Linked DNA regions of Homo sapiens: region 2 is linked to region 1. Evidence: read pairs that join two places in POLR2A ChIA-PET (ENCODE). Cell type or tissue: GM12878. All regions are shown on one strand. Links, peaks and the distances in the headings refer to the core of each region. The heading gives the core; the rest is flanking DNA.

The links. ChIA-PET counts read pairs that join two places held together with the same protein. Peaks named below come from ENCODE experiments on the same cell type or tissue, not always from the same donor. Only the 100,000 strongest peaks of a DNase experiment are listed, where the experiment ranks them.
Region 2: POLR2A ChIA-PET joins it to region 1 with 13 read pairs; 2 of 35 experiments call an interaction of 5 or more read pairs at or near these places.

The regions. Positions count from the first base shown.
Region 1 is chr7:50,140,201-50,156,285 of GRCh38, reverse strand. SPMIP7 (sperm microtubule inner protein 7) reads right to left here. Exons shown (of 9, transcript NM_001161834.3): 7 at 14,898-15,005; 8 at 4,729-4,836. Among named protein-coding and RNA genes, the nearest start is that of SPMIP7, 52 kb to the right of the region's middle. RefSeq lists a silencer at 10,450-10,499. In GM12878, for the core only: no CTCF peak of the experiment used is centred there; DNase peaks (open chromatin) are centred at 7,755 and 10,115; H3K27ac peaks cover 1,681 bases.
Region 2 is chr7:50,273,231-50,289,315 of GRCh38, reverse strand. No RefSeq gene overlaps it. Among named protein-coding and RNA genes, the nearest start is that of IKZF1, 23 kb to the left of the region's middle. RefSeq lists an enhancer at 7,040-7,329 and a silencer at 13,435-13,504. In GM12878, for the core only: no CTCF peak of the experiment used is centred there; DNase peaks (open chromatin) are centred at 7,215 and 7,345; H3K4me3 peaks cover 3,212 bases; H3K27ac peaks cover 3,267 bases.

The DNA.
Region 1 (16,085 bases), core at 3,021-11,020:
AGGCTCATACTTTCACTGGAAAATTTTAGAAAAATAAATTATAGTGCTAGATACAATCAGAGTGATACTTTTTGATGTGAAGAGCCTGGAAGGCCCAATTTTCTGATCATAAGGGCCAGGCCTTCCTGCTAGAGGGCACAGTCCTTATGAAAGCACAGTGAGTTTTTACACGTTTAAATTCCCTCCTGCCCCTCCGCACCATGCTTTTTCATGCCAGAACACCACCGCTTGCCAGGAGCTGCTGTTAGGGGAGAAGGCAGAGGTGCAGGCCTTGACATCTGGGCCCAGCACGAGCCATCACTTAGTTGTGGGTGACACTTTGGTTAGTGTCACTTTTTCTAGAGAGTTATCTGCACCCTGAGAATAAGAATCCCAGAGAAGCTACCTCAGAGGGCGATGGGTCCCACTCAGGCCATGGATGAGAGCTGTATGTGCAGTATGTGTGTATAGTGAGGGCCATGGATGACAGCCATGTGTGTAGTATGTGTGTATTGAGAGGGATTGCGAGGACCCCCAAGAGTCAGCTATGGGCCTGAATCTGGATGTGAAAGTCTGGCTGAAAGATACAAGTTATATTCTCTGGGAGTAACAGTAGGGGACAGTTTTTCATTTAGAAATAGGATTTATCTGAAAGATAATAGGAACGTTTTATCACACATTGGATGGCTTGATTATGTGTTGTGTAGATATGTTAGAGCAATCAGAAATCAGGGTGGGGTCTGAGATTTGGGGGTGAGAAGATGGATTGTGCACAAAAAAGAAAAGGGATTAGCATTGTTTATAGCTGCACTGACAAAGAATCTCTGCATCGGATCCCTCCTAAATCATGAACCAGCCACAAGGTTTCATCCCACTCTCTTTGGACAGTGAGTCTAAATGATCAGTACAAGGATGTATTTAATTTTGACATTGTTTTATGTCCCTCACATGAAGTAAATATATATTACTTGTCTAAATGTCTACCAGCTTTGCCTTTGGAAATGGATTTATAACATTTCAAAATGTGTCTTGACATTGGCCTTGGCAATGGTTTCTTGTGTATCACACCCAAAACTTAGGTTACAAAAACAAAAATAAGTAAATATGACTATGTCAAACTAAAATACTTCTGTGCAGCGAGGGAAACAATCAGCAAGATGAAAAGGCAGCCTACAGACTGGGGGAAAATATTTGGGAACCATATATTTGATAAGGGGTTAATATCCAAAATTTATAAAGAACTCATACAACTCAATAGCAAGAAAACATATAACCCAATTTAAAAAATGGGCAAAGGACCTGAACAGGCATGTCCCCAAAGACAACAAAAATGGTGATCTGGTGTATGAAAGAATGCTTAACATTGCTCATCGGGGAAATACAAACCACAGTGAGATATCACCTCACACCAATTAGAATGGCTGCCATTAAAAAGACAAGAGATAATAAGTGTTGATGAGCATGTAGAGAAATGATAGACTGTTGATGGGAATGTAGGTTGGTGAAGCCATTATGGAAAACAGTATGGAGTTTCCTAAAGAAATTAAACATAAAAATAACGTATTCCTTCTCTGGAGATACACTCAAAGGAAATGAAATTACCACCTCATAAAGATATCTGCATTCCTGTGTTCATTGCATCATATTCACAATAGCCAAGATATGGACACAACCTCGATGTCTGTTGATAGATGAATGGATAAAGAAAATGGAATATTATTCAGCCTTAAAAAGTAGGAGATCCTGCCATTTGCACAACACAGATGGACCTGGAAGTCATTTTGCTAATAGACACAGAAAGAAACATGTTGCACTATCTCACTTACATGTGGAATCTAACAAAGAAATAAAAGGTGAAATACACAGAGATAGTGAATAGAACAGTGGTTATGAGGGATTCGGTGGGGGGTGAGGCAACGGGAGATGTAGGTCAAAGGATGCTAAGTAGCAGACACGCAGGAGAAACAAGCCTGAGACATAAGATCCATCATGAGGACTACAGGGCGTCATAGTGCATCGTATTCAGGATTTTTGCTAACTGAGTAGATTATAGCTGCTCTGACCACAGGGGGAAGGGGAAAATGGGTAACTATGGCGATGACGGATATTAATGTGTTCACTATAGTAACCATTTTACTATATACCCATATGTCATCATAATATCATGTTGTTAGGATGATATACACAACAGAATTTATTTTTTAAATACATGCAAATATTGAGACTGGGAAAAAAATGTGTCTTGAGAAAAAAACAAATGCAAGTTATCAGCCTAGAAAGCCATTGACCTCCTTTTAAAATGTTTCTCATCAAATGGCCTGGAGAGATGCTAGAAAATTACCAATCCAGAAAGTGAGACGTGTTGATAAAGCCTCCTATTGGCAGGCACCTTAGAAAAGGCCAGGCACACAGGGCTTGTGGGATGCTTAGAATTGTCTGTATGCAGTGGCCTACAACAGGCTAGTCGGGGCCTGAGAGCCACCCCCTAGGGTGCCTTTACTGTGCCATGAGGAATGCTTGCTGCCCTCAATTACGTGGGACCAAGCCCCACTCCTTCAAGTCACTGCCTGAGCCACTCCTCTGTGAAGTCTTCTCTAGTGCCCCCTCCCAGAGCCCCAGGCAGCTTGTGTGTGCCTCAGTTTCCTTATCTGTAAAATGGTGATAGTAACATTCCCTTCCTCACAGGGTTCCTGGGACCGTGACATGAGTTAGTACCCACAAAGCACTCAGCCAACAGAAGTGATTATTAGTGTTAAGACATTTTTTGTCATCCTCTGCTGCAATTGTTTATTTCTCATTGAGAGATGGTGAGCTCCTTGCAAGCAGTTCTTGTGATTTATTGGAGCACAGTAAACATGCATTGACTTAGTAAAAGATCATGTGAATCCACCAGCAAATGGGTGAGTGAATAAAAGGATTAGCAGCTGGGTGGACCAGAAACCACAGCCCAAGAGGCCCATGCATGGCAGCTGTTCCCATTTATAGCCATTGCCTTTCTGAAAGTTTTAAGAAGCTGATCAGAGCAGGAGCTCTGGCTTGGTACCCATGGCCTGACAGTCACCTTTTCAGAAAGCTCTCCCTGACCACAAAGCTCAATAAGCCCCTTCTGAGGAACTCTCTCCTACATCAGTCTTTCTTTTTCATTTCACTAGCTAAGATTATTATTTCATTTCTTCAGTTACTTGTGTGCTTCTTTACTGTCTATCTTTCGTACCAGAAAATAAGCTCCTAAAAGCTGGGACCTTGTCTGTTCATCCCTGTATCTTCAGTGTCTTGAACAGTGCCTGGCCCAGAATTGATGCTCAATAAATGTTTGATAAGGCCAGGCACGGTGGCTCATGCCTGTAATCCCAGCAGTTTGGGAGGCCAAGGCGGGAGCATCACTTGAGGTCAGGAGTTTGAGACCAGCCTGGCCAACATGGGGAAACCCTGTCTCTACCAAAAATACAAAAATTAGCTGGGCGTGATAGTGCACGGCTGTAATTCCAGCTACTCAGGAGGCTGAGACATGAGAATCTCTTGAACCCAGGAGAAAGAGGTTGCAGTGAGCTGAGATCGCACCACTGCACTCCAGCCTGAGTGACAGAGTACTCTGTCTTAAATAAATAAATAAATAAATAAATAAATAAATAAATAAATAAAATGTGTGATAAACGAATGAATCCTCTACCAAAAGAATGTGATCTAGAACAAGCTCTCCTTTTGGGGGCGAACTGCCGTCCCTCTAGTCTGCCTTCCTACTGTGCTAGCATATTCATCTGCACTGGGCCAACAACTAGACATCGTTCAGACTGTGTTTGCATTTTCAAAACCGTTTGCAATGCCAGGAATTCCATCAGGTGCTTTCAAATTTGAGTTATAATAAATGAGTAACCATGTGCTCCTTCTCACTAGTAGCTTCAAATAAAGGAATCTTCAGTAACCTTGCATCTAACATTTCCTGTTTTCTGGGATTTTTTTTTTAGATGGAGTCTCACTCTGTTGCCCAGTCTGAAGTGCAGTGGCACTCTCATTTCACAGCAACCGCCACCTCCCAGGTTCAAGTGATTCTCCTGCCTCAGCCTCCCAAATAGCTGGGATTACAGGTGCCCACCACCACACTGGCTAATTTTTGTATTTTTAGTAGAGACAAGGTTTCACAATGTTAGTCAGGCTAGTCTCGAACTCCTGACCTCAAGTGATCTGCCCACCTCAGCCTCCCAAAGTGCTGGGATTACAGGCATGAGCCACCATGCCTGGCCACATCTCCTGCTTTCAATTTGCAAAATGTGGGTTTAAAAATATATGTGACTTTCAACAGAATTTTTTCTTTTATAAAAGTAAGGTGGCTGTTCACAAGAAGTAACTATGTATCTGATGTATGTTCCATGTGTCTTCTGATGATCATGCAGAAGGGTGATGTGTGTGCACAGCTGTGAGTCTAAGAAGTAAAGATGCCATTCCTCTAATGCGCCTGAAATACCTTCATATGCCCCTTTTGGCCACATTCGTAATAACATTAATCTAAACCTGGTTTTCAGTGTAATTTTGGGTAAGATTCAAAAAGGAAACACATACAAGGCTTAATAAAGTTCCCCTCAGTAGGAAAATGGAAAATTATCTTTTTTTCTGTTTCGGACTTGATGCCACATTTTTAAAAACAATGTAAATTTGCTTTTACTATTTAATTGTTCTTTAATGGAATAACCACAATTAGGATTTCCCCTCCTAATGTATCTGAGCAAATTGAGTAATAGGATTCATACTTACCGGTGCAGTTCTGAATCTGGTGATGGGGTTGTTGATGGAATATTAGAATTTGCTGGGTGGGTGGCTGTGAAATGAACCTTGCCGGTATATCCTGGAATATTTGCAGCACTAAAGTGAAGAGTTAAGAGAGGAGGAAAAGAGGAAATTAAAATGATGATTTGTGAAATTGTCATGGTAACTAGCACCCAAATATGAAAAATATAAAGAAATATGCAGTCTAATTTTTTTTTTCCTGTATGAGGTGTGGAACTTGGGCTGTCCAAAAAGGAAACAGTGCAGGCCTGGGGCGTGCTGATGCACAGGTACTTAGATAACAGCCCTATGCTGGGGTCGATAAAATTTATTTCAAGTTCATGTTTTTCTGCTATTTTAAATTTCCATGTCTTTTACAAACATGACTCACTGCTGAGCTCTGTTTCATAATGAAGGAAGATACCAGGTCTTGACAGAGTGGCAGACCTGTATCCCACACATATTTCTGTAATGCAGACTCTAATATTAATGAATATACACTCTTACATTTATAGCATTGTTACTTTTATCAGATATCTTTCTTATCACCATTAATGTACTGCATTGTAAATTTCAGATGATTTCCTAAAATTGCCCATTGGAAACAAACGTACACCAGCATTAATTCTACAACAGTCTGTTTAGAATTTGAATTTAAACAGTTTAGTTTGAATTCCACTGACTCTTCTGCTTCCCTGTTCTTTTCTCCACCAGGGACAGTGGGAGATAAAAGGAAAACACAAGAGTGAAGAAGCCGTTCTTCAGTGTGTATAAAAGCTCTCTCTCTCCAGAAAAGGCAAACGAGCATTCAAGAGAAAGGCTTAAGTAGGTAGTTCAGAGGAAGGAATGTGAAGAATAATGAATATTCTTGCCATGATAGCACACAAGTTGGTTTACACAGATTATTTCCTAGGAGGTGGGTAAGGCTTATGGGACAGGCCCAGCATGAAGCTCCATCCTGTGTGCTGCAAGGAGTTGAGGAAAATAAGATTTAAATTGTATTTCAAAGTCCAAGAACACAACATTTACAGATCATGAGGCTCTGTGTAATAGCCTACCATCTTTGCAGAGTCGTATCAACGCCATGGCCTCAGCTTACTGTGCTGGCCTCAGGGAGGAATAAGAAAGGCCACCATCATGAACTTGCCCCCAGGGAGGAAAGGGCCAGTGGGCAGATTGCAAATTTCATTCATCTCAGTGGCTTTCACTTGCCATCCTTGGACCTTTCTCTGAGAGCAGGACATCCTTGTGGCATGGTTCCCTATTCAAAATTGGTGCCCAGACAAAATGCAACACAGTAGCAACAAGCAAACCTCTGTGGGTGGTGGAGGAATGGTTCTTCAATGGCTGCCTTGGTTATATCCATGACCTTCCCACACGACCAGTAAGCCACACAAAGCCTTCTCCAGGAACCACTTATCTTAGGAGTAATTTTCAAAATTTGGAGCTTATAGGAGTTGCTCCTGAAAGTATCAGGTGACAAGGCAGGCAGAAGAGAGGTTAGTGAAAGGGGTGTGTGCTTAAGGGTTGGGAGGAAGATTCAGTCCCCGGTTCCCCATGTCATCTCTGGGATCTGGACTGGACATAGTCTTTTGGAGCCTTCTAGCCTCAGCCTGACCCCGGGTAGTGATACCAACCGGAAGGACTTGGGTGAGGGAGAAGTGGAAACGAGAAGGATTCACACTGCAATTTCTTGGTGTCCTTCCCACATTGATTATGTGCAAGTATCAGAATGTTAGGGGGAAAATACATATCAGGCAGGGAATTGCACTAATAAATCTCCTAATTCTCTTCCAGCTGTGTAATTTATGACTCTGTTGGTGATGACTTATTGGCTTGCAGGTGATATAATCAAGGACACCCAGAGACTAACAAAGTGAAGGGAAATTACATCTATGGCAACAGCAGAATAAACAGTACAAAATAACAGATTTTGTGAGACTAGGAAAATAAGGCAGCTAAAGAGTGGGGGCAGCCCACTGCATCGAGAAGCAGGCTTCTGTGGCAAGCCTGACTCTGCCCCTTAACCAACTGTGAGGTTTTACTCCAGTGAAGAAAGCTCTCTGGGCTTCAGCTCGGTCAACTGCAGCATGAAGAGGACAACACTAACCTCTTAGGGGCACTCTGGGGATTAGAGGAGACTTCAATGAATATGAAAACAGCTAGCAAATTGTTAGCACTTAATAGATGCTAAACTAATTTCAGTTGAAATACAGTAATTTAAAGAAATAAAACATTTACAAAATAAGGGCCATGCACATGGGGATTGCAAAGTTTATCCAGTACAGACAGCTGAAAAGATGCTAAGACAGAGGTTCCCAATGGTGCTGCACACTGACATCTCAGAGGCATCTTGAAAGGTACCAATGCCTGGCTCCCACTCCCACATTTTTTTTTTTTTTAGATGGAATCTCGCTGTATTGCCCAGGCTGGAGTACAGTGGCACAATCTCGGCTCACTGCAACTTCCACCTCCTGGGTTCAAGTGGTTCTCCTGCCTCAGCCTCCTGAGTAGCTGCTATTACAGGTGTGCACCACCATGCCCAGCTAACTTTTGTATTTTTAGTAGAGTCGGGGTTTCACCCTGTTGGTCAGGCTGGTCTTGAACTCCTGACCTTGTGATCCACCCGCCTCGGCCTCCCAAAGTGCTGGGATTACAGACGTGAGCCACCGTGCCCGGCCCAGCCCCATATTTTAATGTAACTAGTAAGTGGTGTAGCCTGAGCACTGGGACTTTTGACAGCTCTCCAGATGATTCTCCTGTGCTGCTAAGTTCAGGAGCCTCTGTTTTACAGCCACATTGTCAAGCTTGCTGGAGGGACCTAGGTGAGTGAACTGAAGCTGCTGAATTCTAGGCAGTGCCCTGCAGGATTTTTTGGAATTTTGTTGGAAAAGTGCAGCTGTAAGTTAGAGAGGTAACCCAGAATGAGGCAAAGTTATTCATGCGTGTGTCTCTCCCCCAACCATTCATTAAAGCTTCCATGCATGTTACAAAGGAAATCCCCTCCATCTGTGTGAAAGGTTTTTTCCACTGCCTTTGAAAACACCTGCAGAATTAAAATGCCTCTAAAGTCATATCCTGCCATCAGAGCAGTTAAGAAGTCAGAGGGATGGACGCAGGCCATCTGTCAATCACATGAAAGGCTTGATAAAAAACATTGCACAGCCTCTGTGCCTCTGTGGCATGCATGTTATTGATGCTAAATGGTATCATATGTTACATTGTCTTAATGCTATTAGATTACATCATATTTAATAATAACATTTCATGGAAGATTAGACTGATTAGCTGCTCAGTCTTGGGAATGAATTCAGTTGCATAATAAATTGCCAAATATTTGAAAACGAAAGTCCTCACCCACACTGCTTCTAAATCTACTCCATTTAACCCTGGCACATATGGCCATAACAAGGGGAATTTTGCCATCTTAAGTGCAACACAGCGACCTTATATTAAGAGGAGAATACTCTCTGGGGAACACTTTAGACTGCTGCTGATAGGAGATATTATTTTTCAGCTGGAGGGAACAAAGCTATTAAAGATACTGAAACATACAAGCCGGGAAATGGATTTCCAGGTTAGTCGCATGTTCAAAGAATTCCACTCCCCATTTGAGGAAAGTAGAGAGACGCAGAGACCCACTTAAAAATAAGAAGTCTTCATTTTTGCCTTTGCTCCACAGCTTCTAGTCCTTTAAATACCTTATTTTGTACTCCCTAGTTCCAAATAAGCCAGGATTTTGTTCACTAATTGATAAATTTGAATATATTATTGCCCAAGTCTACAATGAATTGGTTCTCAACCAAACATGATAAAATAGAAATTAAGTAATTTAAGAAAATCAAGAAGTTTAGTAACTCAGAAGAAGGGAGCACAGATGGTATATAAGTTAAATATGAGAGGAAAAATGTGGAGAAAACCATGTTATACGTAGAATATATGTATTGTATATGTGCATAAAATTTAGGCATGCATAGAAATTCTCACTCTACACTGTAAACATGACTAATAGTCATTGAGTATGTTCTATATTCCAGGCACCCTTTTAAATGCTTGATGTAAATTGACTGTTTAATTCTCACAACAATCTTGTGTCATAGGTCCTATGATCATGTCCATTTTATAGATGGAGAAACTGACACAGAGAAAGTCTAAGTATCATGGCCAGCACCAACCAAGCTGGCAAGTGGTAGAACTGGACCTCAGTGCAACTGAACTGAATAGGAAGGACCATTGGCATTACTCCCAGCCCAGCCAGGAGAGCCTCATTAGCTCACAGTGGGCTGCAATTATACAGGGTGGGGTGTAAGTGCAGGTTCAAATCAATGTGATAGTCTTTTATTTAGAGCCATTCTATATCAGCTACAGTTCTAGGCAGACATCAAGCTGACTTAGCTCCCAACAGCTTTCACACTAATACTTTTAATTTAAAAAATGCACATTTAAATGTTTAAAGATCCCAAGTGAACAAAGACCATGGATGCGACATAAGGGAGGGGGGTGTGAGACAGACACATTTAATTCCAGGGCTGCCCTGACCAGCTGTGTGAACTTAGACCTCAACTGAAGTTTTCTCAGGCATCCTCACCTATAATTGGCCATCAGTCAGGGTAGCTGCACTCCCTTGGAGGGTGCTGGGGGCGATGTGATGCAAGTAAAGGCCTGGCACAGTGCCCAGCATGCAGCAGGTGCAGACCCATGTGAGAGGAGCAGCAGGTCATGGATGGAAGTTAGGGTGGGCAAGGGGAGCAGAAAGTGGGAGACGGAGGAAGAGTAGTAAATTCCAGGCTTGGACTTTAAGGAGGGTCAGCCCAGAGGGCTGAGAGAAGGGAAGGACTGCAGAGAACTGTGAGGCAGATGTGGCTGGAGGGGAAAAGACAGGAGTCCATTGTGAGTTGGGGTTTGTCTGATTTTATTGTTCAATGACAAATGCAAATAAAACTGGAATCATTTTGCAATGACTTTGATCACTGGATTGCATTTTTCTGAATATCATAAGATGTCGTGGCCACAAGATATTTTTTAGGAATTGCAGGTTTATTGATTATTCTCTTCATCTGGTGGGTATATTCTTTCCTCCTGTGTTCTTGGGATCTTCAATTCTTCCATTTAGGAGGGAATGTAGAAACAGTATAACTCAAAGCTCCAAGAACCCATTATTTGCCAAAGGCAGAAGCCACGTTTAATGTGAGTTAAGGCAAGAGCTTGCCCTGGGGATTAAGAGGCCAGTTCTCTGGACTTTTTACCACTCATGAAATGAGTGATCTTGGCTCTTTATGCCATTTCCTCTGGCCTCAGCCTCCTCATCTGCAAAATGGGGATAGAACTTGCACCTTCATTTCTGGCCTCATCACACTATTTGAAAAACAAATGAGGGAGTGTGTGAAAGTAGTCTGAAAAGGCAGAAGTATTGGGCTGATCTAAGGAACTACTATTCATAGAGTTATTCTTTAACCTGGGTTGTGGTAAAATTTTGTTAAGCTGCAACACAGTCCAGCGACTGACAGGGAAGCCCCCTTTTCCATGGGAGACATGTGCCAGGGGCTGCCTGGGGGTCCATGTTGGACAATTCCTCTTTATTTGCAAATGCTTCCTCAGAGCAATCATTGAGGTCAAAAAGCACAGTAAATATGAAACCTTGTAACGTCCTTAGATAAAAGATTATAACTTAGTGGAGGATGGTACCTCATAGGCAGCTGCCTAGTTTGGAAAAACAAGCAAATGGTGACTGCAAGTGCTGGGTTTGGGTTCAGAAGGCATGGGCTGTGCTGCTCTGTTAGCTGGGCCTGCACCTCACCTTTGCTGAGCCTGTTTATTCTTTGGAAATACAAGTGTGAGATGCATATATGTTAGATCTCAGGGCTCTCTCCCATATATGTAAGATGTATATATATATATATATATATATATATATATATATATATATACACACACATATACACACACACACACACACACGCACATATATATATATACATATATATATATGTATATATAATCTACAATAGAGTCTGTTACAAAAGAAAAAGTACCCCAACACTCTTTCCATATCCTTGGGAAAGGACAGAGATCTGCCATTACAGATGATTCAATTTTTATGTTCCTTGTACTGATGACTCATGACTGCAAAGCACTGAAATTATATGGGACTGTAAAATGGTTACTAAAAGGGACTGAGCTTATCTTCAAACTTGTTCACCGAGCCCTTGCAAAGAATATGGATCTTATACTGAAGAGGATAAAAACAACAGATTTGAAAAACAGGATTCTTTTTTTTTTTCATTTTTGAGACAGGGCCTCTGTCACCCAGGCTGGAGTGCAGTGGCGCGATCTTGGCTCACTGCAACCTTCACCTCCCAGGCTCAAGCGATTCTCCTGCCTCAGCCTCCCTAGTAGCTGGGATTACAGGCGCTCACCACCAAGCCTGGCAAATTTTTGTGTTTTTTAGTAGAGATGGGGTTTCACCATGTTGGCCAGCCTGATCTCCAACTCCTCACCTCAGGTGATCCACCCGCCTCGGCTTCCCAAAGTGCTAGGACTACAGGTGTGAGCCACCGTGCCAGGCCTGAAAAAGCAGGATTCTCATCTCAGTCTTACCTTAACTTTCTGCTTGACACAGATTATAAGTGCGGATGAATTTGCATCATTTTAAAAAAATTCCTGAACACTACCCAGATCCGGTCAACAGTTCATGTTTGTTGAAGAAACAAAGATAATTGTTTAGCTATACTGAGCTTCAATAATTTTTGTTGAACCCAATGACTATTTTGGATTCTTTCTATTTCCTAAACTAGTCTCAAGTTATAATAAGTTAGGAACTGCAGTAGAAACTGCGTTAACATTTTGAGTTCCTGAACTCTAAATGCCATTTAGTAACTGGGCATGCCTACCAAATTCAAAAATAATTTTAATAAGAAAACTCAGGCAACAATTTCATTTTTAGTGATTTGTTCCAAAAGAATGCATGGATAAGTGTACAAACATATATGTAGAGGCTGTTTTTGCTATATTGTTTACAACAAGAAAAGTATTCAGGGCTTGGGCAATATAAACTTGTTATAGATTTGGTGGGATACATCTAGCCATTAAAAAGATTTTAATATGCAAAAATATCTAGTGCATATTTCAATCTTACATACACACATACACTCCACCTATCCATGCACACACAATACACTTGTACATATATGTTGCACACATTCATAAATGCATGAGGGGAAGAGTCTAAAAAGAAATCAAACTTTTAATATTGGGATTGAAAATGAAAGAGATATTTTACTTTCTACACTTCAAAAATATCTGAATTATTTTCATAATGAACACTTTTGGAAAAAAGTTATTTGTGGAGCTTCAATGTTACTATTAAAGGTGAGCATAAATACTGAGCATAACCATTGGCTCACCAAACCTCTGTAAATTCACATAACACTTCAAGAAAATGATAGCCATAAGTTTAAGAACTTTTTAAGAATGTTTACATATTCTGACCCCAGAATCCTTTTGAAGGAATGTCACTTAAGTAAATAATTTCAAATCAAGAAAGAGTCATATAAAGAATATGGAAACAATTTACATATGTAACCTAAGTGAATGAGGCAGTTACAGTACATCTACACAAATAGAAGCTATGATAAGCTCATAAAAACATGTACCCATAATTATGTGGTAATGTTATAGTGGTAAAAATGTTCTGTGTAGTGTGATCATAGCTATGTAAATATACAAAAGCAAGATTAGAAGTGTGTATGACAGATGGAAATATGCCAAAATGTTAATAATGGTTATGAATAAGAGTTTGGTTATATTGTCATTGTTATTAATATTTCTATACTTTTTCTTTAATGATCAGATTCAGTTCTACAATAAAAATAAAAACTACTATTTTTAAGCTATTAGCACAATCACTACCAATATAAAAAACACAGAGCATGTCAGATGACTTAGTAACCATAAAACAAAATCAACTAATGAAGGAAATTTTTAAAACTTTTGCCCTGTAGAAAAATTGGTGATTCCAATGCTGAAGCCACTTGAACTAGAGAGTAAATGGCCTTGACCCTTGCCTGAAATACGGTTTTTGGGCCGGGTGTGGTGGCTGACACCTTAATCCCAGCACTTTGGGAGGCCGAGGCAGGCGGATCACTTGAGGTCAGGAGTTTCAGACCAGCCTGGCCAACATGGCGAAACCCCCATCTCTACTAAAAATACAAAAAATTAGCCAGGCATGGTGGTGTGCACCTGTAATTCCTGCTACTCAGGAGGCTGATGCAGGAGAATCACTTGAACCCGGGAGGCAGAGGTTGCAGTGAGCCGAGATCACGCCACTGCACTTCAGCCTGGGTGACAGAGTGAGACTCTTGTCTCAAAAAAAAAAAAAAAAAAAAAATGGCTTTCACTGAAAAGGCAGGGGTATAGCAGTGTTTCCCAGCCATGATTAAGTGCCACCAATCATTAAAAAGGACCCTAAAGATACTATCATAAAGCCATTTCTCTTCAAGAAACTTTAAGATGAAAAAAATTCAAGAAGAGACATATTTGCTTTCAATAGGATGGCTCTCTGTACCTTACTTGGCACAAAGTAGGCGCATGTGCTCCTATGCAAATGACATCATATTGTTTATATTCTCCTGTACTTTGCTTTGTAGCTCAAGCAGTATTGTGGAAACTACATAATAATTTGTTTAGAGATTCATATGTATGTATCAAAACTAGAAAGAAAAGTAAGCAAAAGAAAGGCATAAAGTCTAATGAGTATAGCTTCTGAGCTGGGGAAGCAGAAGGCATGGGCAATGAGATTGGGGCCACACACATGGCTGAAAAGATTTGAGTAAGATTCTGTATGTTACTAGGTGGGGGATACACAGGAGTTTACTTACGTTATTTGATATGTTATATGTGACACTATATCTTTCTGTGTCTATAAATATTTTATAAATAAAAATGAAAAACATTTCTTTGTGTTAACAGGTTAAGATTCCGTTAAAAATTGAAAGCGAATCAAAAGAAGAAACTTTGCAACCTTGGAGGCCCTCTAGTGCCCAAATCAGGTAAGTACAGTTAATATCTTCAATTCTTTTATATGATTCGCTCAAAATATCATTTGCTTAAAAACAGAAATTAACAGCAAGATGAGGCAGGAATGCTATATGCCCAAATTTATTGAAGTTAAGTGGTTCATTTTTACACCAAATCTTTAAAATGTTGCCATACTGCTCTTCACTCTCTTTGAAGAAATGACCCCAAATAATATGTTTTGATTCTTTAGAAAGAATATTTCATACAACATTTCAAAATTTAGATATACGTATCAAAGAAGAAACAATCCTAAATTGTTGTGCCTGAATATTTTAAATTAGCTTTCTTCCTATATCCTTCCTTTAGATTTTTAGAATTATTATGTGTAGTAGCAATGATTTCCTTGCAGAATGTATGGAAGAATCCAGCCCACTGACTCCTTCCTCAGGACGAAGCACAGCACGACAGCCTTCAAGTTCCTATGTGTAAAAGTGATTCCTCTCGGCTGGGCGCGGTGGTTCACTCCTGTAATCCCAGCACTTTGGGAAGCCGAGGCGGGCGGATCACAGGGTCAGGAGATCGAGACCATCCTGGCTAACACAGTGAAACCCCCTCTCTACTAAAAATAGAAAAAATTAGCAGGGCGTGATGGCAGGCGCCTGTAGTCCCAGCTACTGGGAGGATGAGGCAGGAGAATGGCGTGAATCCAGGAGGCGGTGTCTGCAGTGAGCCGAGATTGCACCACCGCACTCCAGCCTGGGCGACTGAGCGAGACTCCGTCTCAAAAAAAAAAAAAAAAAAAAGTGATTCCTCTCTGTTAGTGATCTGCCGCGTCTCAGATACTTTACAAACATTATTGATCCCCCCACGATCACCTTGCTTGGTGGCATTTTTTTTCTCACAAGTTTCAGATGAAGAAACTGAAGTCACAGAGATAAAGTGACTTGCTCAAGGGCCCCAAGTGAGTCAATCCCCAAAATCTCCTTTGTGACAAACCACATTTCTTTTAGGAAGCAGGTATCTTTCTTCTTCAGCAATGTTCAATAAAAGCCACGTTTAAATTCCTTCATTTATGGTAAAGTCCATCATCATGTTTCATCCTTAGTAATAAAACAAGTGAAATAATCATGAATGGAACTCACCGACTTGTGTTTGTATAAAGAGGCTTAGAGTACCGCTGCTTGGCTAGCGATGCGATGTCTCCCAAGGGGTTGTCAACATCATCAGCATTTGTAGACTGCACATGACCACTGTTAGAATGGAAAGGAAAGAAGGCATATATTTCTGTATAAGAAACATAGAAGAAACCATTGAACAGTATTCTAACTTCCAAAGGAAATTTATTTGCCAAAGTAGATCAAAGGCTCAAAATGCAAAATGTAAAGCATAATGATAGAACAATTTTCCTTAAAAAATATAAAGATAATTTTCTCTTCTTCAGAATGAGCGGTGGCATGCTCCTTGATCTTAAGTTTGAGCCAGAGTGACAGTAAGGGCTGTTTTGTGTTTCTGAACAAAGAAGCGGGCTGTTCCTGCAGCCCCAGCACAACTCCTTTGGAGACCGGCTGGAGGCTGGGCAAGGAAGAGGCTGGTGTGTGCCAGAGATTATAAGGCTCCTGGTGAATGGAAACCCTCACAGGTGCAGAGGAGCTTGGGCAACAAGCCACGTGCCCCTGGGCCTGAGAGAAAGTTGAGAGGCTGAGTTAATGCCAATCAGAGAGTTTCAAGGACTTCTGGGGCCACTGGTAGAAACACTAGTCAACTGCAGAACTGAAGAGGCCGAGTAATGAGAGGGGTGGGCCAGGACTAAAGGTCCAGATCCCTCCTCCATATTCTTGGATCTACTTTGTTTTGTTTCAAGGTTCTTCTTCCATCTAAAAACCAGGAGAAGACCCCAACTGGCAGATAATGTACTTTTTTTTGCCATCCATGGAAAGCCGGCATTAAATGTAGAAATTAAGAGGTGATATTTCCATGCTGTTAATGAGCATCTCATCCCTTCTGCAATTATAACAGTTTTTGTGATTCATAACACTCAATAGTGGTAGCATCCAAGGTATTTTATTTCAAAAGGTAATGTATTTGGAAAAACAGAAAAATACCACTCTTTCTCTCTTTCTTTCCTTCCTTCCTTCTTTGTTTCTTTCTTTTCTTTCTTTCTTTCATCAAAATCAAACCTTAGATGGGACTTCTGACATTAAACAGGCACTGTGTGCCACACAAACATTAGAAATGTGTTACAATATATAAGTTGTCTTAAAAAGTGAATACAACATGCGTGAGCTGAAAGCAACTACAACCAAAATATAAATCTAAAATTTTTTTACAAG
Region 2 (16,085 bases), core at 4,153-12,152, 130 kb before region 1:
TACACATAACATAAAGCTTACCGTCATAACCTTTTTAAAGTATACAATTCAGTGGCATTAAGTACATTCACAATGTTGTGCAACCATCACCACTATTTCCAGAACTTGTTCATTCCAATGCCCATTAAGCAGTCACTCCCATTTTCTGCTGCCCTCAGCCCCTGGCAGCAACTAGTCTGTTTTCTGTCTCTATTAATTTGCCTGTTCTGGATATTTTATACAAATGGGGGCATATACTTTTTGGCCTTTTGTCTGTGGCTTCCTTTATTTAGTATAAGTTTTTGAAATTAACCTATATTGTAGCATGTATCAGTATTCCATTCTGTTTTATAGTGGAGCAATTTCCGCTATATGAATATATCACATTTGGTTTACCCATTCGTCTGTTGATGAATATTTAGGTTGGTTCTACCTTTTGGCTACTGTGAACAGAGCTGTTATAAACATTCATGTACAAGTTTTTGCTCAAACACCTGTTTTGAATTCTTTTGGGTATATACCTAGGAGTGGAATTGCAGGACCACATTGTAATTCATTTTAATTCCTTCCAGCAATATATGAATATTCTGATTTCTCCACATCCTTACCAACACCCATTATTTTCTTTTTTTTTTTGAATTATAACCATTCTAGTGACTGTAAAGTGGTTTTAATTTGCATTTTCCTAATAACTAATGTCATGGAGGATCTTTTAATGTGCTTATTGGCCACTTGTATATCTTGGGAGAAATGATAGGCAAGTCTTTTGCCCATTTTTAAATTGGATTGTCATTTTGTTGTTGAGTTGTAAGTGTTCTTTAATATATTCTGGATATTTTATATCTTCTGAATATGTACTTGGCTTTATACATTCTAGTATAGAGAATCATATCAGATATGTGGTTTGCAAAAGCTTTCTCCAATTCTGTGGGCTGTCTTTTCACTCTCTTGATAGTGGCATCAATGCACTACAGGTTTTAATTTTGATGAAGTTCAGTTTATCTTTTTTTTTTATTTTGTTGAGTGTGCTTTCCGTGTCATATTTTAATGTCATTTTAACTGCATTTTGAAGTAGTCAAATGTTTTGATAAGAGTAACCTCAGTATGTTTTATAATCTACGACTATTTCCTTAAATATTTTCCCCAAAATATTTCAAATTAAAATGTCTGTTTTCAGATTTGTTGTTGTTAAAAAAATGCATGTGCTTAATCTGTTTAGTGAAAATGGAGCTTTAGGGTAAAATTAGGAAAGTGCAGATATTTTATGGTTTTTGTTTTCTTAAAAAAATTGTGACCTAAAACCTAAAAGCCTTCATGTGGGGAAATGAAATGTATACTAGAATTGGAAAGAAAGTGACCAAAAATTATCTGTGAAGGATGAGTTTGTTCATTGCAGTTGGCCCAATGGCTTACATTCTATTATACCCAAGGAATTGGAAGATGTTATTTGCTGAGCCATTACTTCTTCATTGAAGAGAGGAAATAAAAAAATAGTCACCAACTTTAAAAAGAGATTCTGGATGATTCTAAAAATGATAAGGTGGTTTCAATTCATAAGCTATAAGATAAGTAATCAACTGGATTGCTAGTGACAAACCAAATATTTAAATTAATTTTGGTTTTCATTTTGTAAAATAAGGACAAAATTTTAGTTTTGGAGAAAATTGATCTAAAATAAAAGCCAACAAGGAAGGGTTACAACGATTTCATGAGAAACAAGGTTATAGCATTTGCTGTAAGAAACCTCATTACCAGTAGAATAAACAGCATGGAAGTACAGATACCTCACCCAAGAAAATATGCAGGTGACAAATTAGCACATGAAAGGTACTGAATATCATATGCCATTAAGAAGTTGTAAATTAAAACAATGAAATAATACTACACACCTACTAGAATGATGAAAATCCAAAGTACTGACAACACCAAAGGTTGACGAAATGTGGAGCAATAGGATGTCTCACTCATTGCTGGGGAGAATGCAAAATGGTCCAGCCACTGTGGAATTCAGCTGACAGTTTCTTACAAACTGAAACATACTCTTACCAAACACAGTTCAGTAATCACTCACTTGATATTTACCCAAATGAACTGAAAACTGGTGTCCACACAAAAACATGTAGTAAGTATTTCTAGCAGCTTTATTTTTAATTGTCCAAACTTGGGGGCAAGCAGATGTCTTTCAGTAGGTGAATAGGTGAATAAACCGTGGTACATCCAGACAATGGAGTATTACTTGGCGCTAACAATAAATGATCTATCAAGCCATGAAAATAAATGAAGGAATCTTAAAGGTATATTATTAAGTTAAAAAAGACGGTCTGAAAAGGCTGCATACTCTATGATTTCCACTCTATGATATTCTGGAAAAGGCAAAATTACGGAGACAGCACAGAGATCAGTGGTTGCCAGGTGTTGGGGGGCAGCAAGGAAGGATGAATTAGGAGAGCACAGAGGATTTTTAGGGCAGTGGAACGATGTGTATGATACAATAATGGTGGATATATGTCATTATATATTTGTCGTAATGGATAGAATTTACAACGTCAAGCATGAACCCTAATACAAGCTTTGGACTTTGGGTGATAATGACATGTCAGTGCAGGCTCATCAATTGTAACAAATGTGTGCCTTCTGCTCAAATTTGCTGTAAACCTAAAACTGCTCTAAAAAATAAAGCCAGCTGGGCACAGTGACTCATACCTGTAATCCCAGCACTTTGGGAGGCTAAGGCAGGCAGATCACTTGAACTCAGAAGTTTGCAACCATCCTGGGCAACATGGCAAAACCCCATCTGTACAAAACACAAATACTGAGCCCAGCAGAAGGTCGAGCTGTGATCATGCCACTACATTCCAGCCTGGGCAACAGAGTGAGACCCTGTCTCAAAAAAAATCTGTGAAGGCTGGGTGCAGTGGCTCACTCTTATAATTACAGCACTTTGGGAGGCCGAGGCAGGCAGATCATGAGGTCAGGAGTTAGAGACCAGCCTGGTCAACATGGTGAAATCCCATCTCTACTAAAAATACAAAAAATAGCTGGCATGGTGGCATGTGCCCAGCTACTTGGGAGGCTGAAGCAGGAGAATCGCTTGAACCTGGGAGGCGGAGATTGGAGTGAGCCAAGATTGTGCCACTGCACTCCAGCCTAGATGACAGAGCAAGACTCCATCTCAAAAAGAAAAAAAAGATCTATTAAAAATTATGTATGTGATAGTTTGTCCTGGAAGGCCAAAGGTAGATAATTCTAGAAAATTAGGAAGCAAGGCTGCTAACCGGTTGACACATGCCAATCATTAATGGAGGGCGGCTTCCCAGGGGCTTTAATGTTCTGGGACTTCCATCCAGTGGCCAGTGTGTGTGAGAGAGAAAGAGAGGCACAAAGGGCCAGTGAGATCCCAGAGGACAGGAGTAGTGCTCCTATGTCACCCTGCTATCTTACTGCTTCCCAGTTACCCAGAAGTCTAACAGGGTTCCATTTGTGCACTTTGAAGTCTGATTCTGACCAGAGAAATTTCTTCCTCCCTATCTGGTTATTGGTGCTTGATAATCCTCTAAGTAACAGACTTCCCCAATTAGAGATCAGAAGCTTAAAACTAAAAAAGAGCCAAATAATACAGTCTAGTAGACCCTGATAACAGATCTCAAGTTGGGAAGCCCTGAAACTGAGTTGGTGCATTTAAAGGGTGGTGGGGGGTGCGTTTCCCTGAGGAGAGGATCCATATCTTTTATCAAGATGTCAGGGCAGGTCTGTGATGCACCGAGCCAACTTCTCTTTTCTCCTGCCAAAAATGGTTAAGAACCACTGGGCTAAAGTTGATGAAGCATATTCACACTGCAGTGTAATCCATCAATAAGAGCAAATGGCTAGTGGGAGTGACTTCCCTTTTGATTTGGGGCGATGCCAGAAGAGCACTGCTGCCTGAGTGGAGGGAAAGGGCACACAAAGAGGAGGCAAAGAAGGATTTCCCTGAAGACCATGACACTGAGAACTTTTAGCCTTGGGTCAAGCTCATTTGCTTCTTGAGTGAAGCCCAGTCCCAGGTCCGTGTTGGTCCAGGAGGTTTGGTCCAGGAGGTTGCACTCATTTGTGTGCGGCACCATATCACAGGATGCATGACCCCTGTGCTCACTGGGATTGTTACACTTGCTACTGAACACCCTCCTTCCCTCCCTCCCCTCCCCTCCTTCCTCCCTCCTTCCTTCCTTCTTTCCTTCTTTCCTTCCTCCATCCCTCCTTCCTTCGCTTTCCTTTCAGTCCCTTCCTGTTTTCTTTCAGACTTTTAATCCCTAAATGTTTCCCTCCATTCATCATTTCTTCATCCATCCACTGTCAACTGTTTATAGCGACATGCCAAATCCTGGGCTGGGCCCCAAGCCTACAAGAGGCTACAATATGCTGCTTTCATTCAAGAACACCAGTATTTACTGAGGAAGACAGAAATGAGATCAAATTCCACTCAGGGTGATAAATGCTATGCAGAGGAGGAGATGTATGCTAGTCAGGGGCTTCTTTATAAATCATTTGGTGAATTAAGAGATTATTGAAATGTGGACATCATTATGGCTTTGTATTCTACCTGTCTTCTATCCTCCAAGTAATAATTCAGTTCTTTATTTCATCTTTACAAAGATGATACAGAGTGCTTGGGCTTTGTGACTTCCTTCTGACAAGTGACAGATGGAGGCTGGCTGTCCAAACTGACTGGCTCATGCTTTCCTGTGGCCAGCAGCATAGTGGGAATGGGTTTAGTACTGGGGACAAACCTGTGCAGGGGACCCACCTACTACTAACTGATCCCTGCGTGAACTAACCCATGGCCCATTAACACACTGATCTGTTCAGCGGACAGGATGTGGGCTACCATTGACCACACCCAGGGAGGGCTCAGGCCCCCTCAAAAGTTTCTCACACATTGAGGCTTAATCCTAGCCAAAGTAAAGAGTGCCAAGGAAGAATATAAGTGCTCATGTAATCTCTCCTCCAAGGTTCTAGAGCTGCCATTTTCTTATACAGGGTAGGACGGACAAAGCTTATTAACTACTTTAAGTCTGTGAAAGTTCTTAGCCAGTCTCTGTAATGGATAGGTTTTGGAAGTCTACATAGGTCTCACTAAAAAAGTGGGCAGGTATCTCTATCTCACCCTGTAGCCCCCCACCTTCTTGGCATTGTTTATTGGACCTGGGGCAGCCCCCTAACTCCAAATGGGTCAGTTAGATTTTCACCCCCAGGAATTTGGCATTGGCACCTAACATGCTGATTGATAGCCAAGGAAGGCTGTGAAACAGAGGTTTGGGCTTTCATATGTGTTCATATGTATAACACAACAGGCACATGCCTTTGCAGAGTTATAGGAATGAGAGGCCCTAGAGAGGAAGAGAGAAGACTCTGTTAAGGCCTGCTGGAGGCAGGAGAGGGGCCGAGGTTCCTGCTGAGCTCACTGGGACTTTCTTGTTTCTCCTTCTAACTTCTGAAAGGCCTCGGGTGCCTCTCTGCCCCTGGACACCATGGGACTCACCTCATTCTGGAAAGAAACATAGAAAATAAAACCAAACGCAAATTTTTACTTTAGGTAGCTGAATGGGTCTCCGTTACTCTCCTCCTGACTAATTATCCAAAGTGCAAATGGTTAAACTGTGAGTTATTGTTGCTATTGCTGACCTTCACGGCTGAATTTCTTTAGGCAGTCCTTTATAAAAAGACGATTATGACCATAATGGCAGAGGAATGGTATCTTCAAGTCCATCTATTTGGCTCTATGACCCTAGCACATAATAACGCCCTCTGGAGAGAATGAGGAACTAGATGAAAATGGAACAGGCTTGCCCCCAGGAAAATTGACATAAGTGTCTGAAACAACTGGCCAGTGGAAAGGAACCAGCCGTCAGGGGAAGCAGGAATGCCCCCGTGGTGAGGATTTTCAGAAATGTGATCGTCATTTGCTTGTTTGGGATAGCTGGAAGCATTCCAAAAACGAGGTGACCTTTGGCTGTTCCTCTTCTCGGGGCCCTTGCGTCTGCACTGCGAGCTCCATGGCTGTCTTTTGTGCTGAGTGGCTGGGTTCCTGCATCCCAGGACTTTGTCTGGCCAGCTTTGTGGGTATGTTGCCTACTTCTGGGATCTATTTTTACTATACCTTTTACCACTGGACATTTGAAAAGCCCTCATGCCTCCATCTCCTGGATTCTGGTACTGTAGCTGGCTCCTTGTAGTGCTATGAAGGCGGTGTGAGAAATAAATGATTCAGAGAAAATTCAGAGTGAAACCAAATAGGAAGCTGGAAAAAGTGAAATTTTACAATGTATTTCCCTGTCCTTCACTTGTCTCTATTTTCCTGGCCAGGATTCATCCTCAGAGACTATTTTTACCCTGTTCCTGACCCAGCGAAACCTTGAGGTTCTGCAAATCTTACCAGATTTAGATTCCATTTGTGTTTTCTCTATAACCTCTTATTTCTGGGAAAGAGAGGCCATCAGAAGAGACTGCGTTTAGCTTGTACTCATTTCTCTCCTCTCATGCTGTGTGGGCCTCGGTCTCTTTTTCGGGAGATTGCATGGAGAGCCTCAAACAACCTCACCAGAGAATAAAAGTTTTGGCCAGGCGCGGTGGCTCATGCCAGTAATCCCAGCACTTTAGAAGGCCGAGGAGGCAGGCTGATCATGAGGTCAGGAGATGGAAACCATCCTGGCTAACATGGTGAAACCTTGTCTCTAGTAAAAATACAAAAAATTAGCCGGGCGTGGTGGCGGGCACCTTTAGTCCCAGCTACTCGGAGGCTGAGGCAGGAGAATGGGGTGAACCCTGGAGGCGGAGCTTGCAGTGAGCCGAGATCGTGCCACTACACTCCAGTCTGGGCGATAGAGCGAGACTCTGTCTCAAAAAAAAAAAAAAAAAAAAAAAAAAGAAAAAGAAAAAGGAAAGAAAAGTTTTACAAGCCGAAGAAACCAAGGACAATGAAACCTCTTCTCCCAAGGAATTTGGGAGCAGAGCATGCCACGCTTTCTCTGTTCTGGAAGGCCCTATCCTTGGGGACTTCAGAGGTGCACAAGACGGAAGCTCAGAGTAAACTGTATCTTCTACTGCAGCTTCCAGGAGTAGTCTGGGAACTGCCAGCCCTGCCCCTAAGCAGATGTGCACGTCTGCTGCTGTCCTCGGGAGGGGGAGGCCGGAGTGGCAAACTCCCAGAGTGCTGAAGAAAAGACGTGTCCCACGCAGAATTTTCCCACAATCAGCACACGGGACAAGGAGAAACCAAGAGGCCAAGCTTGAGCCTGGCGGAAATCACAAGATCTGGGCTGCAGCTGTGGGAGGGTGGCTGGTGCTCTTGCCCGTCTGCGTTTCTTACATCTGGAATATTCCAAGTGCTCAAGCCAGTTAGCAGAGGAGTTTCAGACAGGCTTGAGGGGAAGGGGAGAAGAAAGGTCTGTTCTAAGGAAAATAATTCTCTTGCTTCCACTTCACAGATATGGTCTGTTGAAAATTCTCTCCCTCTCTCTTCTTTTTCACTCAACATCAGAGCAGAACATGCTGCCTTGTCTGAACTGAGAATGAGACCTGGGGTCTATTTCTGGTTCTGCCAACTGACTCCTGGGTGACCTCAGTCACTTCCTCTCTTAGAGCCTCAAAGTTCCCCTCTCTAAAAAGAACCTTAGAATATTCTTACAACCAGAAATAGAGCCCAAAAACATAGAATATGTAATAGACACAACTCTTAATTTCTACAGTCTAATCCCACATGGACTGGATTCAGTGATGGGCAGATATGGTACAAGAATATTCCCTGGTCATCTTCATCCTGGCAAAGACGTAGTCAAGTATAGCAGTTTTCTCCTCTGACTTTCTCTGATTTCACCAAAGCCTGAGGATAAACTCCTTCTAGTTACATCCAAAGCTGGTGATGGGAGATCCTGGGAGGAGAGAGGTGGGGCTGTGCCAATATAGAAATGAATTTCAGCTTCAGGAAAACTACCATCTGGATGAAATCGAAGGCACTGGCCAGTCTTTGTTGAGTTGCAGCTGTGGCAATAGGCATATAAGTCAGGATTAGGAGGAAAAGGTCTGAAGCGGAGATGTTCTCAGGTCTCAACATGATTTGGATTGAGGTAAAAATATTTATTAACTTTTCATATTAAGTATGCATGTTAACACTTCTATGGTGACCACTAAAAAACAGGAATAAGGTAGATAACTTCCAAACCGGTAGTGAAGAAAACCCCTAAATCCAAAAGGAAGCGAGAGTAAAAAAATAAAAAGCAGTACAAATAGAAAACATAAAGTAAAAGAAATAAATTAGAATACGTCCTTACTTGAAAGAAATTTCAGTAGGCCAAATTCTGTAGTTGAGATTGAACTAGATTTGCAGTGGATTTTAAACACAAAGCAAGCTATGTACCTTTTACAATAGACATATAATACAAGTTATCAGAAGGATTAAAAGTGAAACTGTGGGTAAATATATCATAGCCAAATAGAGACCAAAATAACAAACAAAAACAAACAAAAAACCAACAACAAAGAAACAAATAAAAACAGGTGCAGCTTTATTCCTATTAAACAAAAGAGACTCTAAGGTAAAGGATATTATGAAAAAAATAAGAGAATCATTACAACCTGATCAGAAAAATATAATTATTCCAAGCTTTTAAACTAAGAAATCGCCTCATAATATAGAAACAGAAAAGGACACACAAGTCTAGATGGAAATATAGGTAAATGTACTATCATACACTTAAATAGATATACCATGTTCATAGATCAAAAAACTTGATATTTTAAAGATGTTATTTTTTTCAAATTGATTTAGAAATTCAATACAATCCCAATCAAACATCCTCTTCTTAAAGAGCTTGATAAGATAATTTTAATATGTATGTCAGGAGCTCCAAGAGTTAAGGATAGCTAAGAAAATCCTAAAAAATGTGGGGCCATATGCCTTAACAGCCAACAAGAAATATTATGAATAACAGTGATTAAAATGGTCTGGTATTGAAATTAAACAGATCAATGGAACAGAAGAGAGCCTAGAAACACACTCATACCTATGTGGTATGACTAGTTTGTTATCCACACAGGAAAAAAATGAAAATTAAATCTTTTCTCAGTCCATTTCTCTAAAATAAAATTATCACAGATAAAATTGTGAACTACCAAACATTTGCTTTAGAAAAAAATCTACCCTCCAACTCAGATTTTTAAAATTGATAATAAAAATAATAGCAAAATGGACAAAAGGCTTGAATAGACACTTACAAAAAAGAAACATAAATGACTTATTTTAATTTTTTTAAATTTTACTTTAAGTTCTGGGATACATGAGCAGAACGTGCAGGTTTGTTACATAGGTATACATGTGCCATGGGTGGCTTGCTGCACCCATCAACCCATCATCTAGGTTTTAAGCCCCACATGCATTAGGTATTTGTCCTAATGCTCTCCCTCCCCCTGCCCCCTAACCCCCAATCGGCTCTGGTGTGTGACGTTCCCCTCCTTGTGTCCATGTGTTCTCATTTTTCAACTCCCACTTATGAGTGAGAACATGCGGTGTCTGGTTTTTCTGCTTCTGTGTTAGTTTGCTGAGAATGATGGCTTTCAGCTTCATCCATGTCCCTGCAAAGGACATGAACTCATTCTTTTTAATGGCTGCATAGTATTCCATGGTGTATATAGGTCACATTTTCTTTATCCAGTCCACCATTGATGGGCATCTAGGTTGATTCCATGTCTTTGCTATGGTAAGTAGTGCTGCAATAAACATACATGTGAATGTGTCTTTACAGTAGAATGATTTATAATCCTTTGGGTATACACCCAGTAATGGGATTGCTGGGTCAAATGATATTTCTGGTTCTAGATCCTTGAGGAATCACCACACTATCTTCCACAGTGATTGAACTAATTTACACTGCCACCAACAATGTAAAAGCGTTCTTATTTCTCCACAGCCTCACCAGCATCTGTTGTTTCCTGACTTTTTAATAATCACCATTCTAACTGGCGTGAGTTGGTATCTCATGGTGGTTTTGATTTGCATTTCTCTAATAACCAGTGATGATGAGCTTTTTTTCATATGTTTGTTGGCCACATAAATGTCTTCTTTTGAGAAGTGTCTGTTCATAACCTTTGCCCACTTTTTGATGGGTTGTTTGTTTTTTTTCTTGTAAATTGGTTTAAGTTCCTTGTAGATTCTGGATATTAGACCTTTGTCAGATGGGTAGCTTGCAAAAATTTTCTCCTGTTCTCTGGTTTGTCTGTTCTTTCTAATGATAGTTTATTTTGCTGTGCAGAAGCTCTGTGATTTGATTAGGTTCCATTCGTCAATTTTGGCTTTTGTTGCAATTGCTTTTGGTGTTTTAGTCATGAAGTCTTGCCTATGCCTGTGTCCTGAATGGTATTGCCTGTGTTTTCTTCTAGGGTTTTTATGGTTTTGGGCTTTACATTTAAGTCTTTAATCCATCTTGAGTAAATTTTTGTATAAGGTGTAAGGAAGGGGTCTAGGAGAAACATAAATGACTTACAAGCACATAAAAAGATGCTTAATCTCATTCATAATTAGAGAAATGCAAATTAAAACTGTATTAGAATATTATCAAATTAGCAAAAATTGAAGTATTTAAGAATATTATTTCTAGTAGCACCCTTTGTAATAACAAAAGATTTAAGAAACCAGAAGGTCCACTGGGAAGTGAATATTTTTAAAAATTGTGATGTATGCTTGTATTGGGAGGCCACAAAGCAGGTGAAGTGAGCTGACTCTACGCTACACATCAATACAGATGAATGTCAGGAACTTAGTCTTCAGTGGAAAAAGCAAATCACAAAAGAATATAAAAGTTATACTTCCATTCCTATAAATCCAAAGACATATATTATTTAATAGATGTTGGAAAATAACAATAATTTTCTGAAGAACATAAGGAAATAAACCTAAGATTCAGGATAATGATTTTTTCTGAGTAGGTACAGAAGAGAATAAGATTAGAGACATCCCCAGGACTTCAGAGTAAGGATGATGAGTATTTTCTCAAGTGCTAAGTTCATGACTGTTGCATGACTAATCATTATACTTTATGTATATTTTATATTATTGTGTCTACTCAGTAGTTAAAAAAAATTATAATCTCATGAACAATTTTGAACTTCAAACATACAATTCTATATCATTATTTTTAAAATGCATAGTGTTACATTGAATGGATACATCTTTTTTATTTAATTATTTCCCTATTGATGTAAATTTAAGAGTTTTCTTCCTCAATTTTTGGCTATTCTCATGCAACACAATTTTGAGGCATCTTAATAATTAAAAAAAATAAAACAAAGAAAGTGTCTTTGTTTAACAAAACAAGAAACCCATGTGAAGATTTGATGCCAAGGACATTGGTGTGGTCAAAGATTAGCCCAGAAAGGAGACAGCTAAACTAATGTGCAAGAGAAAAGGAAAGGTTGGGAATCAGACGGCAGAGGGTGAGATGGGAGAGGGGTGAGTATTCATTCTGTGAGGCTGATTCTTCTTCTGGAATACAGGTTGGTTCCAAAACACCAAAGACTTTCTGTGTGCCCCTTAATCCCCCATAGTAGTGGGTCCTTCAGTTTTGCTAAAACTTCTGTTACTACCCAGTCGCTGCCCAGATGCAAATTTCTCTTACATGGAATTCTGTTATAAGCAAATTTAGTATGTTTTCTTTTTTCCCTGCAAAACTCAGGAGCTGCGTTTTCTGTATGGTTATTGAACATAATTAGATAATGCGGGAGCCAAGGATTGGATGTACAAAGGGATGAGAAGGGAAAGGAAGAGGAAGTGTAAAGTTCTTTTTCAGTCCATCTCTGCCAGGAGGGCCAGGGTGAGTTGATTGGAGTATATATAGACCCTCCTGCCCCTGTGATGCTTAATGAACATTTGTTGATTGTTTAATTTGTTGACCGTCCAATAAGGAAAGAATTTATTTGATTGAGAACTGTTAAGAAATGAGTTTCTTTATTAGCGATAGCTCTTGTTATTTTTTTGATGTGTCTTTGAAAAGATGGCCCAAGATGACATTTAAATAGAGATGTTGCCATATGTAACGGGTCACATAAACCACAAGCACAATATCCCAGTAATTTAATAACAGTTTAGGAATAAGATTTCCATTAGACATGCCTGAAATTAGAGCGTACTATTTTACTGCTTTCTATCAAGGAGACCTCTAAATTCCCAATTTAAAATGGATACATTTCTAGCACGAGAATTAGTTAAAGTGGGTATCTGAGTAAGAGGATAAATTGGGTTGGAGACTTAGCCATTGTCGTGGTGTGCAAATCTGATAGCTCCTAAGGTTATTAAAAATTCTGGGCTAATGTTCTGGAAAGAATGAATTTGCTATTACAGAAATATTCCTGCATCATGGTACCTCTGCGGTTGAAGAATCTTCTCTAAATTTAGCATATGTTCTAGGAAAGAGATTAATCGAATTAATAGGAAGTATTTATTAGAGAAGAAATAAATAGATTTTTGCCAATTAATGAGATCAATCAGCTCAACCACTAAAGAAGGTCAGGAGCTCTGCCAGAGGTGTGGTGTTTTAAGATATGGAGTCTGATGGGCAATATTCCAGGGGAGGTGGGGCCCATTCGTGAGCTGTATAAATTTAGAAGCACAGAGTAAATGAAGTGTAAAAGAGAGTAATTGAGCCATTGTAAAATCAGACTAGAAAAACATATCATCTCTTGCCTCACCTTCCCTTCCTCTTTTTTTTCTTTCTCTTCTCCCAATCACTTTACTTACATAATCTTCCATAGTGACTATTAAAGCAGGTTTACATGTAGTGGTAGTAGCTGCTAGGTATTAACATTTGACACCATTTGTCACTATCTGGACAGCAACAATGTACTTTTTTCCTGTCTAAAACTTTTTTTTTTTTTAGTTTTAGACAGAAAATACTAAAATAAAGTTTTCTGTTTAGACATTCTGAAAATTTTGAATCTTCTACTGCATTTTGTAAAAATTTCAGTCTTACAAGGTGACATTAAACAAGTAAGATTCTCCTTTCCCCAACATCACTACTAGTTTTTTCACAAGTTATTATTTCTTTTTATTTCTGGACTTTATTGGAATTGAGTAATGACACATTTTTCCTTGTATTTCAACAAGTGTATTGCATTCACTTTATTAGTTTCCTGCTAATATGTTACATCAAAGGCAAAGGAAGTTTGCCCAAGATAGTCTTCAACTAATTTTCCAATGTCAATATATTTTTATTCTGTGATTATTGATTAACTTGTCAATGATAATGACAAGAGGATAATTATGGATTATACCACATGGATTATACCAATTATGGATTATGGATTATATCATAATTATGGATAATTACCGTAATTATGATAATCTTGATTCCTGGAGCATAAACTGTTTGAACCAGAAAGAGCCTCAGATCTTACCTGGTCACATCACTGTGGTCTGAACAGCCTCTGTGTCTGCGTGTTCAGCAGAAGCTGTTAGCGGCAGCTTTCCAGGTGCCACAGGTACGCTGGGGACACTTGAGGAAGGAGTGTTGCCTGATCCGGCTTCACAGTAAATCTCCATCCAGGAAGGCGTGACCTGGGCTATAGAAGTGAGAGTATTTGCTACTCACCAAATTTGTGCTAGACACTGTGTGAATAGTTATTCATGCATCACTGAGTTCTCATCATGCTTCTACGAGGGAGATATCATTATCCCCATTTTGCAGATGGGTAAAACTGAGGCTCAGAACAGCTGGTAGTTTGTGAAGCTAAGACTTGAAATCCCACGTCTGGTATGAATTTACTTTTCCTTTTCCATTATAAGCTCTCCCCTCAACCCCACAGCCCAGTGGAAGGTACTACAACTGTCTCCCTGTTTGAATATCTGGTAATAGGGATGGGTTCTTACTGAAACAGACACCTCCAGTCCTGCTGCTGTGCCTGACATTTGCTGCTTCTCTACCTGGGATAAGGCACTGGAGTTAGAAGCATGGAGTCCACGGTGAGATTGCCTGTGTTTGAATCCTGGCTCTTCCTCTTACTTGCTGTGTGTCCCTAGGCAAATTATTTAGCTTCTCTGTGTCTCAATTTTCTCATCTGTAAAATCGGGATAGTAACAGTACCCTTCATAAGATTGCTTAGAGAATTGAATTATTTCATATTTTAAAGTACACAGAGATATGCCTGGTACACAGGCCTAAGGCAGTGTAAAGTGATGATTAAATAGGTGTGTAGAGTAATTAGAATGATACCTGGCACATGTCAAGCACTTAATTAAATAGGTTGTTCTGTAAGAACTTAATGGGTTTATTCTGCACAGCTGTTCTTTTTTTCTCTGTTTCTTCAGACAAATGTTTAAACTTTGCTCTGCAGGATGAGAAGAGTAAGTTTCAGAAATCCCTTTCAGGACCCCATCGTCCTTCCAAGATGGAGCTGCTTAGATCTCCTCCCTATCCTTGCTGTACATGCCCAAGATTTTGTGAACATGATGTGTGCGATTTCAAGAGCAGGATCTGGAGCTTCCTTCTGGTATCTAGACTCATGATAGATGCTCAATACATGTTGACTGGATGAACAAACAAAGATAGGGTCCCTATTCCAGGATGGTAGCTAATTCTGTCCTTGGCACTCACAGGCTGCCACTTGGGCCCATTTGTGGCAGAATCGGCAGGAGGGGCCCATGGGTTGATCTCATCACTGTGGCCCCACACGGTGAAGAGGGCTGCCGTTCCTCAGTGTCCACGGGGTTTGTGGCCAGAGGAGAACTCCTGCCTTGCTGCTGAGGGGATAGCTGCAATGGTGACTGATCTTCCTGCCCACTTCCTCCTGAGCAAGCTGCATTGAAGACACGACCCATTCCCACTCTAACGGATGGAGTTAGTCAAGAGCGGAGAGCAGAGAGGGCTGGACTAAATGTCCCTTTCCTTCCTACCTGCTGGTGAAGTACTGTGTTGAATACAATGAAATCCTAGAAGTATATAGAAATAGCAGAAAATTTAATCCAAAGCTAATTCTGCTTCACCTTTTTAAAAATTTGGAAATCCTGTAATATATTTCTGTAATAAATTAAATAGCACAGACAGTGACTTTCAGGCAAAATTCTGCAAAGAAACCTGCTTTCCTGGTCTCCTTATTCTTCTTAAAATAATAGAGAAAAGCTTGATTTAAAAAAATATGTCTAAAAAGTTGTCATTAAGTATGACATCAGGGCACTCCATGCAGACTGAGTTTCTGGTGATGGTCTACCGATTTGGATTGCAATAGATGACTGTAACTCAGGGGTTCTTATGATTATGTGTATAAAAATAACTAGTTAATTGCTCAATGTGTCTGACATTAGCCTTCACTCCCCCTCTGCTGGTGAAGCTCTCAGCTGAGTGCAGTGGAGGGACTGCTGTTGGTCCTATTTTTTGTCATTGTCTGGAATTCTCAGGTCTTCATCATTGTTGAGTCCCTTTGGAGCACCCCTGTTCCTGCTCCACACCTTGTCCATGACAAAGGGGCTGTTTCTTGACTGGAGTTTTTCACCCCAACTGAAAAGATTCTCAGCCTCTCTCTGCAACTGATTGACACTTATATCTTAAGGACAGTCACCCACCCCTGTGTTTAAATCTGTTTGGTTGCCACTGAATGTAAGGGAGAGTCTTTCCTCTAGCTTAGTCTTTCTAGAATATTCTGTATTGTTACCTGGACATGAGTTTTCTCCCTCCAATCTGAAGACTACTCTGGATTTAGTGTGAGGGAAACCAGACTTGTCTAGAGTATAGACAACAAATTCTCCCCCATTGTGAATGTGGTTCTCTCTCCCACATTGTCTGTGTCCAGCTGGTGAAGACTCCAGCTCTCCCAACCCACAGCTGCACACATTTGAGGTTTTACTGTTTAACCATTTCACATCCACAAGCTATACTGGTGCAGTTTAGACCACGCCTAACTAAATAAATGAAAGGAGAGATTTTGAGTAGCACCCAAAGACCTGTTCCATGGTGCATGGTTAGGAACAGGGATACAGATCTCTCCTGAGTAAAGTAACTTATTTAGACACAGTTCTAAATAATTAGAACCAACTTCTAAAATAATTCAGGGTTTACAGGCACAAAGGCTAGTCATTTAAACACACTGCA